Regions from separate parts of the Homo sapiens genome. Here regions 2 and 3 are each linked to region 1. Evidence: chromatin contacts called from ENCODE Hi-C or POLR2A ChIA-PET data. All regions are on one chromosome and are shown on one strand. Each heading gives the region's core, a stretch centred on a gene start or an enhancer-like site at or near the end of the contact. The rest is flanking DNA. Distances are from core to core; before and after follow the strand shown.

Evidence for each region. A loop is a pair of places that touch in the nucleus more often than their neighbours do. ChIA-PET counts read pairs that join two places held with the same protein, here RNA polymerase II (POLR2A). Pooled maps may share reads with other maps.
Region 2: a loop to region 1 is called in a map of ascending aorta, with 7 times the contacts of the local background. The contact joins the promoter of IFRD1 here to the promoter of PNPLA8 in region 1. A Hi-C loop is called at or near these places in 6 of 168 maps with a recorded cell type or tissue (CD4-positive, alpha-beta T cell, CD4-positive, alpha-beta memory T cell, CD8-positive, alpha-beta T cell and 2 more), 9 of 37 single-sample maps with no recorded cell type and 28 of 50 pooled maps. POLR2A ChIA-PET finds 5 or more read pairs at or near these places in 10 of 52 experiments (CD4-positive, alpha-beta T cell, CD4-positive, alpha-beta memory T cell, CD8-positive, alpha-beta T cell and 7 more).
Region 3: a loop to region 1 is called in a map of naive thymus-derived CD4-positive, alpha-beta T cell, with 12 times the contacts of the local background. The contact joins the promoter of KMT2E-AS1 here to the promoter of PNPLA8 in region 1. A Hi-C loop is called at or near these places in 1 of 168 maps with a recorded cell type or tissue (naive thymus-derived CD4-positive, alpha-beta T cell), 1 of 37 single-sample maps with no recorded cell type and 10 of 50 pooled maps.

The regions. Positions count from the first base shown.
Region 1 is chr7:108,524,497-108,527,796 of GRCh38, reverse strand. It overlaps PNPLA8 (patatin like domain 8, phospholipase A2), which reads left to right and starts at 1,662. Exons shown (of 11, transcript NM_001256007.3): 1 at 1,662-1,768. LOC124901722 (a long non-coding RNA gene) reads right to left here and starts at 1,322. Exons shown (of 2, transcript XR_007060473.1): 1 at 152-1,322. RefSeq lists enhancers at 1,044-1,383, 1,674-1,793, 1,565-2,525, 3,205-3,300.
Region 2 is chr7:112,448,889-112,452,188 of GRCh38, reverse strand. IFRD1 (interferon related developmental regulator 1) reads right to left here and starts at 1,729. Exons shown (of 12, transcript NM_001550.4): 1 at 1,407-1,729. The coding sequence starts at 1,500. It overlaps LOC128031837, which reads right to left and starts at 1,702. Exons shown (of 1, transcript NM_001414739.1): 1 at 1,544-1,702. The coding sequence starts at 1,702. The coding sequence ends at 1,544. RefSeq lists enhancers at 885-1,004, 1,125-1,174, 1,415-1,704, 1,004-1,821, 1,822-2,639.
Region 3 is chr7:105,012,404-105,015,703 of GRCh38, reverse strand. It overlaps KMT2E-AS1 (KMT2E antisense RNA 1), which reads left to right and starts at 1,563. Exons shown (of 1, transcript NR_024586.1): 1 at 1,563-3,300. It overlaps KMT2E (lysine methyltransferase 2E (inactive)), which reads right to left and starts at 1,499. Exons shown (of 27, transcript NM_182931.3): 1 at 1,169-1,499. RefSeq lists enhancers at 1,180-1,409, 1,670-1,789, 2,110-2,159, 1,951-2,490, 2,580-2,949 and silencers at 1,470-1,559, 1,910-1,959.

The DNA.
Region 1 (3,300 bases), core at 413-2,912:
GCAAGAATCTTGCAAAGTCAGTTTAGAGAGTATCTCCTAGCCTTGATAATTGATCATCTCCGCCTGTCTTCAGCAAGAATCTTGTAAGTCACTTTAACAAGAATATCCCCGACCCTTGATATCACTTCTTAGTAATTTTCCATGAACTGACCCCTCAGTCTGCTTGCTGGTTATAAATCCTAGCTGTTTTTGTTGTATTAAAACTTGAGGCCAATCTCTCTCCCCCATGGTGATAGTCATGGCACCTATTGCAATAGTTCTAAATGTCTTCCTTGACATTTTAACAAGTGTCAGAATAATTTTTCTTTAGCAACAAGGAGGAATCTGTCTCAAAAACTAAAGCTCCTTCCACACGCCTGTAAGGCTTAATTGGTGCATACATCTTTTAACTCTCCTGTAGCTAAATAACATGTCTGGCTTATCCACTGCTGGGGTTTACCAGGCATTATGATGTACATAATCCAGACACTGTGTCCCAAGAACATAGCAAGCTGGCTTTCCCTCCTTGATTTAAAAAAATCAAAACAACACAACTATCAGGGTAACATCCACTACATTTGACAGGTCAAAGAATCCCCTTCCTTAAGGACTTTACAATAACCTTACAGGGGGCTAAAGCATACATACCCATGGGTAGTGGGTAAGCCTTGAGAGTACAGTATAAGTCTTGATAACATTTTGAGGTTGATAACTAGTTGAAACTGATCTGTTTTCCCGACCTCAACGTAATTGCAAGGTCACTTCAAGAGGGTAAGGGGCTATTGCAACTACCCAAATTCGCTATTGTAGTATAAAAGCTTTAATTAACAGCATGTATAGGAATGCAAAGCTATGTTCTAATGAAACTTTAAAAAGCAGACACAAATATGAATGTCATATAATTGTCATCTGTCGCAAAACTTTTTTTTTAACCTTTGAAAAATGTGAAACCCATTTTTAGCTCCTAGTACAGCAGAACCTGCGGTGGGCTGGATTTGCCCTGAGGGCTGTAGTTTGCCCCTGTGGTACGTATGAAATGCCACAATTTTAAAAAGATGTGTTACGTGTGGGACCATTTGTGGGGCGGTTTATGCTAACTTCCAATACAGTAATATATGTCAACTCGCTTTTGAGTGACATTTAGTCTGGGTGGCCATGCCCAGGAATGGATATAGAGAAAGGGGCGCGGCCGCGCCGGGCACCACCCTCCAAGAGACTGGTATCGCAGCCCCCAGCTCCAAGGAACTCAGCGCAGGCAGGGGCTTCAGGGACGCGGAGAGGGAGGCTTATCTCTGCTGAAAGGGAATAGCGGCCCGCAAACAAGCAAACCAGGACACTGCTCCGAGGTCCCGCCCAGGAAGGCAAAACGAAGTCCCACCGCTCTCACACCCGGCAACCAACCAAGGCACAGCACGCCCCACCAGCAAGCCACGCCTCGCGCATCACGCACGCACGCACGCACGCACACACGTCTGTCGCGGCTTCCCGCCTTGCGCTCCGTCATGCTCTATTGCGCATATCTCGGGGCGGGGGAGGAACGGAGATTGACAAGGAGGCAGAGGCCTGAGCGAGGCGGAAAATCCTCACCCCGGCCCGCGGGTAGACCCAAACTTCTAGCGCGTCACTTCCGCTGGGGGCGGAGCGGGGCGGGGCTGAGTGGGTGGCGACCTAGCTGCTGCGCCAGTGTTTGTGTTGGAAGCTCAGCTGATGCAGGCCGGTTGGAGTGGACGTCATTGCCGGGAACGAGCGAGTCGCCGCTGCAGCCCTAGTGACTGCGGCCTGCATCCCGGTAAGTAGCCGCGAGGGGACAGGGGCGGGACGATAGGAGGCTGGTTGATCGTTCTGGACCCTTGTCCGGCGCTCCGGGTCGTCCTTTCTTTCTTTGGAGGGCACTTCCCGAGCGAGAGGGTGGGGACACGCCAGGCTTTGGGGAGGAGCTGGCGCTGGAAGGAGCCCGCAGGTCCTGGAGCTCATTGGTACTCGGCGCCCTCCGCCCCCGTGGGCTTTGCTGCCCCAGAAGCGCAAACCGTATTTGGTTTCGCAGGTCCCGCCCTGCTCCCCCTGTCCCATCCCCACGACTCCCTCCTCAATTTTCCAGAGTCTGTCTGCCTTCCCCTGGACTGTAGTGTTCTCCAGTAGTTAACTGGTCACTCTCAGGAGGGTTTCCCTAGTCTACATCATTCTCGACTGTCAGTGTGCACCTGGTGATTCTACTGCCTGATATTTTTTGTCAGTAATCTCTTTCTGACCCCATCCACATTTGATTCTATCCTTGACCGCTGTTGCTTAAGTGGATAAGGTGTATGAATCACTGTGTTGCAGTGCTTCCTATCCCTGTGTCATTTCTATCATTGTGCTGGAAGGAACCTGCTTTCCACGCCTAATACAATGATAACTTTAAAATGGTGACTCATAGGAAAAACTCAGGAGAGTTGTGACATAAGGGACTATCATATAATCCTGCTTAAAATACTGTTTTCAATTCCAAAACAGTTGTATCCTGGTTCTGCAGTCCTAATTTCTGAGAGTTCAAAAATGACAAATGTTTCAGTGTATTAAGAAAATGCTGTTAAACAGTGAAACATTAAGAGCTTATGCCTTGTGAGGCAGTTGTATCAAGCCCATTTTAGCTATTTTGTTAAATTGCTTATGCAAATTAGTTGTCCTTTCAATATAAGAACATGTTTTTATTTCGTAATTATAATCAACTTTTTCTTAATGTTGATCTCTTTTTTTATTTCTATATCAGGACTAAATTAAAATCTTGTAAACGCCCTTTTAATGAGTGATGTTGAATGAAAGGGCCAGTTTCACTAGTTTAGCTATTCACTTGTTTCACATGCAAAGTTGTTACAAGAACAGCCTGTACTTTGAGTTGTTTTTTTTTACCCCAGTTAGAGGGGTTGTGCTGAAGCTGCATATTGCTTCACTCATGGAATATATATTTGTAAAAAGGTCAGAGTTAGAATGCTGAGCCATAGACACCTTCCTGTCCTGCCATTTTTTGTTGTTGTTGGGAGTCTCTCTCTGTCGCCCAGGCTGGAGTGCCTTGGTGCGATCTCGACTCACTGCAAGGTTCAAACGATTCTCTTGCTTCAGCCTCCCGAGTAGCTGGGATTTACAGGCGTGCGCAACCACACCCGGCTAATTTTTTTAAGTAGAGACGGGTTTCCCCATGTTGGCCAGGCTGCTCTCAAACTCCTGGCCTCAGGTGATCCGCCCGCCTCGGCCTCCCAAAGTGCTGGGATTTCAGGCCTGAGCCACCGCACCTGGCCAGTCATTTCTTAGTTCTTATCTTTCTCTGCAGTACTCAAGTATTTT
Region 2 (3,300 bases), core at 480-2,979, 3.9 Mb before region 1:
GACTCCCTCTTTCCCTTAACAAAAAAAAAAAAAGTATCCTCAATTCACATAGAGCAACCAGAGGCCACAATAAATTACATATTTTACATCTTGATAAAGAATGAATTTCATCAACATGGAGAGCATTCAAAATAAAGAGGCACCTAAAAAATGTAAAAAATTGCTGTTTTAAGAATCCCTCCCTATGGTCAATTATTAAATGTTTAATACATGATCACGAGTTTTTGAGCTTTTTTAAATGCCAGTTTCCAATAACCTTTAACAACATAACCCCATATTTACTTTTCTTGTGAACAAAGGCATATCATTCTGAGTGGCAGCCGTGGCAGAGGGGCAACTGTGTCCAAAAATACCTGATGGCTAATAGTTCCAGTGTGATAACGTCGGAGAATACTCCAATATTTAACTCCTGTTTAAATTTCTAAATAAAATATTACCCAGGTTATTTAATACTCGATTTGAGTTTATTGGGGTCTCTCCTAGAAGGGCCTTCCAATTCCAATTGGAATCCTTTTTCTTAACCATATAATAAGTAGAAAACCATAAGTTCAGTTAAGCACCTACTCATCCCACCCAGGAAAAGTTTCAACTTCGTAGCGAGGGCACAATAACCTCAACTTTTAGCCAACTGCAACCTAAGCTCCTCACCACCCTGCCTCTCTGGGGCTCACTGCAGAGAACATATAGAATGCAGCACAAAGGAGAACGCGTTTCTTCCCCCCGTGAGCAGGAGGTCGCCTCGGGTGGTCGCAGAGGTGCTAGAGGTTCAGGGCTTCTGCAGGTGCCAGTTAGGGGAAGGAGCACAGCCTAGGGGGGAGAAAGTGGTCCCCCCGCCTCCGACGCCTTCGCCTGGCCAGGTGGACCTGCGAGACGGAAAGCTTCCCCAGCGCCTCTGCGTCACCCCGGGCCCACCGCGCAAGGCCCAGGCCGCGTGACGCAAGAGCCCGTCCAAACCCGCCGGACGTCTGGCATCCCAGGAGCTCCATGTTGGAGCCAGGGTGTCAAAGGCGGCCAGTGACGGCACGGGCTCAACTCCCCGTTCTTCCCCACCCGTGGTCGGGGAGAGATCGGGCGAGATCGCCGCCGAGAAAGGAACTCTGACAATGGTTCCTTTCCCGCCCAGCTCCCGGTCAGCCCCTGTCCCGACACACTCTCAGGCCCAAGGACCCGTTCCTCCCTGCCCCCACGGCCGGTGCCCAAGAGTCCGGTTCGCACGCCAGATCTAAATCGCGCGAGGAGCAGCGCCCAGGGCACGCTGGGAATTGTAGTTCAGTAGCCAAACCACGCACCCTGGAAATGCAAATGTGTACATCAGAGAAAGAACTACAACTCCCACCGTGCCGAAGCATGGAAGACTCGCCAGCCTGGCCGGCAACTGGGATGCCGGCGGCGGGGATACCCCTTACCTGCTGTCGCCGCCGTCGCTGCGGCTGCTCCTGACCCGCCGCCGCCAGCACTGCTACCGCGGTGGGGAGTGTTCCGCTTCTTGTTCTTCGGCATCGTGGGACGCCCGGTGCCGCCCAGAGTCGGAGCTTAGCGAGGATCAGCCGATGGAGCTGCACTTTTTACTCGTGCGTCTGTGCGGCGGGCGGCTGAGAGGCGAGTCTTCGGCTAACAACAGAGTCGAGAAGCGGCGGGGGTAAGAGTGGGCGGTGGCGGCAGCAGAAATCCCCGTGAAGAGCTGTGATCGAAAACGATACATGTTTCTCTCTAGCGCGGGAGCTAAGGCGGGGCAGGGGAGGCCACGACGCCTTAAGTAGCAATACCGCCACCTGACGTCACTCTGTGGGCGGGGCTTGAGCGCTTCCCAACCAATCCCTGCACACCTCCCCACTGGACGCCTCCGTCGGGCGGGGCGCGGATCCTACCTACAAATCCCATGCGGCCAGTCTTCCGTCCGCGCCCAGGGAGCCTGTCTTCGTGGCCTCACTGAATTCTGGGAAACGTAGTAAGGCTGGGGCCGGGGCCTCCTCCCAGCCGTCTCTTCCCAACGGGCTTTTCTGCCCACTTGCTTTTCTCCTGGTGACCCCACCCCTGCCTCGGCGCGCCCCCGCCTTGGAACTGGGTGAGGTAGGCACCGGCGATGCACAGTGGGGCGAGTATGCCCTATGACGAGAGTCGGCTTCCAGCTGGCAGCTATGCAATCACCTTTGCTTCTCTTTCTCCGGAGGCTGGTGTTCTCCTTAACCTTTCCCCTACTTCCCTGCGGCACCTGCCAGGCACGCAGCCTTACCTCTCCTGGGTAACATTTCCATGGTTTTAGTTTTAACTAGTTCCATGAACTACTTAAGCCATCATCAGTACTGTACCTGTAATTGGACCGTGGTTCAGGGTTATGTGCCCCCCATCCCCCCCCCCCCCCAAAAAAAGGGATGCTTTCGTCTACTTAGTTGTGGAGTTCGTGTATATCTCAGATTCTAGACTAGGAATATATGACGATTCAGCGTTGTGGGTTTCTATACAAGAATGTGTCCCTTGACAATACTACCTGCCAGTTCTGAGAATTTCACAGCTGGTAAAACAAACACAAGTTATACAGATCAATAATCGCAGTGCTGCCTTTTTTCTCAAGGCACTCCTAGATCTCTGTCTTCCTTGTTAGGACATTTGTCTAGTATTTAGAGCCTGTTATTAGGTTCATATACTATGCTTATGACAGATCAAAGTCCCTGACTCACCTCAATGTAGGTGAGTCATCCGCCACTCCACCTCTCAGCTGAGCTCTATTCTATTTTCAATTGCCTGTAGCAAATTTCCACCAGAATGTTCCACTTGTGCCTCAACCCAACATCTCTGAAACGAATACTATATTTCCTTCTTCCTGTCTTCCCTTTGTTCACTGTACTATTTATTATCCTCCCATATGTTAAATTCCAAAACTCAAATTCATAGTCTTTTTTCCCTTTGATGCACCACCCCCTCCCCACCCGCAAAGCAATTAGTTTTAAAATAGCACTCTTAAATTCCTGTCCTATTCTGTGATCACATGTGACCTCAGTTCATGCCTGGGCATTTTAAGCGATCTCCCAGTCTTTTCATCCATGTTTCATGCACAGTAATGCTGCCAGATTTATTTGTGTGTTCCCTATTTTACTAATCCACCTGCTTTAATAGTTGCTCAAAAACATTCCATGGCTCCCATGACTAACTTTAAATGCCAACCCTTTTAGCCTGGCCCTGACTCCCTTTCCAGCCTCATCTTTCACTGCTTCCTCATACAGTTCTTGTTCTTCAGCCAAACAGGACTGCTTTTCATTTCCAATACACGGCTCTCTTCTCCTACCTCCATTTCCTCATTCA
Region 3 (3,300 bases), core at 314-2,813, 3.5 Mb after region 1:
AGATTACCACAACATCAGCCTGGGGCCGCCATTTTTAGAATCTGTAAAGGACAAAAGAGGGAAATTTCAGTTTTTACTCCCCATCTCAGAAATTGAAGGAAAAAAACAGACTATTTTCCAAATAGGTATTCATGTCTCCAGCCTCGAGTTGAATGCACCTCACTTAATTCTCTCCAAGGTCTCCAGAACTCCAAACACCTTACCTTATTCACATCTCTAAAAAGGGAACAAAATAGGCAAAACGAGGTTTACTCTAGAGCTAACTCTAGCGATTCCTCTTTGACTTTAAATTGTATCGTTCTTAAGACAGAGCCCAGCAAGGACGGATCTATACGGAACTAAGGCCAGTAGAAGAGAGCACTCTGGATTGTTTTTTTCTCACCCCCACCCCGTTTAGCACAGTGAACCGTTTGTTTCTCATCTGTGTCTGCTGCCATAGAATTTGTGCCAATCCCTTGGTCAAAATAAGCTTTTCTGAAATGAGCCATATTGTAGATCCTAAGGCTCCGGCACAGTAAAGGACGGCGGTAATGCAAAAGGAGTGGGGGAGGAGACTGAGAAGGCTGGGTACTGGGGTGACCACTTCAGGGGCGGGTTTACCCTCTCCAGGAGAGGATGAGGAGCTAGCTGTCTCGCTCTCCCACAAAGAGAGATGCCCAGGGCGTTCTTCTTACCCCCTTCGTATTCATGTGCACATTATACCAGAGACTGCCCGTCAAGAAATGGAAGAAGAAAATGGGGCCTATATGGCTTTTCAGCACCTGAACAAGACGCGGTTGAGAAAAGGGAGCGCTGGCAGCTCCTGGGACCACTTCGACACAAACCCTACTAACAGTCACAAGCCTCCGTCTTCACTCAAGCGGCCTTAACCCGCTGCCAATGAGGAGTGCGCCCCCTCCCTAACTCCCCCACTCTCAAGGGGGTTTAACTGCCAGTTACCCCTTTCCCAACCCTAAAACCCGCCATAATGCTCCATTTCTAGGGTCAGGGAGAAGAAAGAATAAATTCGATTTAAGCAAGCAACGTCTTGCGCCGGCAAAGACACCTGAGAGTCAACGTCGGCTCCCCCAGCTTAAGGATAAAGATGAGAGACCTCCCTCCCCCTTGAAACACAAGTACCCCAACCCCGCAAGCCCCAGGAACTCCCATGGAGACGACAGGCACTAACCTGTGATGTTCACACACGAGACACCCGAACCCCGTTATGTGCTCGACCCCCAAGGAGTCTCTCCGCACCTCCGCGAACAGGCGACCCCCCGACAGCAGCCACTGCGGACACAGGACCCGGCTCCACACACCCCCTCCCCAAACAGCAGCGCGCAGCCTCTTCACCAGGAACCGAGGAGTAGGGGAGGGGGCAGCCAGGCAGTCAACAGGAACGCAGAGACGACGGCGAGGCTGCTCGGAGTGTCTATGCCCACTCTGTTGCCGCTCCCGAACTCCGGCACGGTCTCCGACTCGGCCCCCTGCGCCCGCTCAGTGTCACTGCCTCTCGCTCTGGGAAAATGGCGGCGGCGGCGGCGGCGGCCGCGGCGGCGGCGGCGGCGGCGGCAAGTGCACGGGGTACGCCCGTCCCGCTCCGCAGGGGCAGAGGGGGAGGGGATGAAGCTGCCCGGCGCCATTTTGCTTGTGGGCTGCCGCCCGCCGTTGCCTCTCCGCGGAGGCTCGAAGATAGCAAACTGGAGGCGGTGAGGGGGACGGAATCTCTGTCTTTCTGACAACAGATGCATTCAACAATCCACCGAAGGTTTGAGGAAGTGTCGGTATTCGGTGGGACTGGTTCTTTCCCCCTTTCCCCCAGTGGCCCTCAAGTCTGGATATAGGTGAGCTTGGGCATGCCAGTATTGGGTGCACGAACAAGGACAGCAGGGCTTGGGAACGAACTCCCTCCCGTCACCCTCCGAAAGCGATACACCTTCTCCCCCTCCCAAACAACCCCAGTCCCGTCTCCCCGTTCCTCTCCCCCTCCTCCCCCAGCCCAGTCTGGCCTCCAGCGCTGGGTGAACCCGGTTGGGGTGTCACTCGACGCCCACTAGGGGCTGAGGAGGCTCCAGTGCGCAGGCTCCGGGCACCGGATAAAAGCGGAGCTGGCGAGTCTAGTGCTGTCTCGATGGAGGAGCAAGAAACGGAAGAGGTCGGGGGGAGAAGCAGCCGGAAAAATGCAGCCACCGTCAACGCCGCCTCCCTGCCACCGTGCTTCGGGGTAAAAAGCTGCCGTTGCCGTCGGTGCAGTTGCCGTCGCTGCCTCCTATACTTCTCTTGGCCTCGGGGAAGGATTTCCCCACCGGTGGGACAATGTGCGGGGAGGGGAGTGGGAATTCCTTTATATGGCGGTGATTAAACGAGGGAGGGACAGACAGTGATCTCGAAGAAAAAAGGGGGAGACCAAAGAATAAAAGAAGGGTTTCCCCACTAAAATGACACGGCGATTCCGGCTCTTGTTTTGGGGGTCTTTCCCCGAAATGGTTTCCGTCTTCCCCTTGCCCCGCAGCGACCCAGAGCGCTGGGGGAAGCGGAGTGGGGAGAGGCAGAGGCGGTCTCGGCAGCCAATCAGCGCCTGATGTGTCCTGTCGGGCGCGTCGTGGTTGGCTGGCGATGACCTCATCCTGCAGCAGCGGGTGGGGCCAAAGCCGTAGGGGGAGGCTGTTGCAAAGGTAGAGAGGGAGAAGTGACGATGGTGATCGTTGCTGCCGCGGCCGATATGGAACCCAAGCAGTGGCGAAGGGAATCGCAAGGCTCTTCCCTGACCATTTTCTACTGTCCCTGCGCGAGGTGAGGGCCCCGGCTCGGCCTCTGCAAAACTTTGGGGCGCTGGCGCGGAGGAGGAGACAGGATTTCTCCCGTGACTTTTGTAACTGCGTCAGGGCAAGATGGCGCTGGGTCTCTTTGGGGCGCGGGGGGAGAGGCACGTCCACCGCCGCAGCGCATGTGACCGGGCTGCATTCCTGTGGGGTTTGGCTCCGACCCAGGCCGGGGCGGGGGAGGGGACAGGGCTTGGGCGGAGGAGACTGTGGTGCGGTCGGCGTTGGCGGCCTGAAGAGGAAGAGATGACTGTTGGAAAGCGTTCCCCTCCCCCATACGGCAGAACAGCTGCGGCTCCCAGGGGAAAGCCCCCGCAGGACAGTCCTCGTGGGGTGTGACGGCTGTTGGTGGAGAAGGTTTGGCGCCCTATTTTCTTATCTGCCTTTCTCCCCGCAAAGTATACTTATGTAAGGTGGTAGTTCCCTGACGTGGGACTCGGAATCAACTAGGAGTCCTTGAGGGCCTCTGGGAGGCCTAGCGAGGGGTAGACCAGCTTCT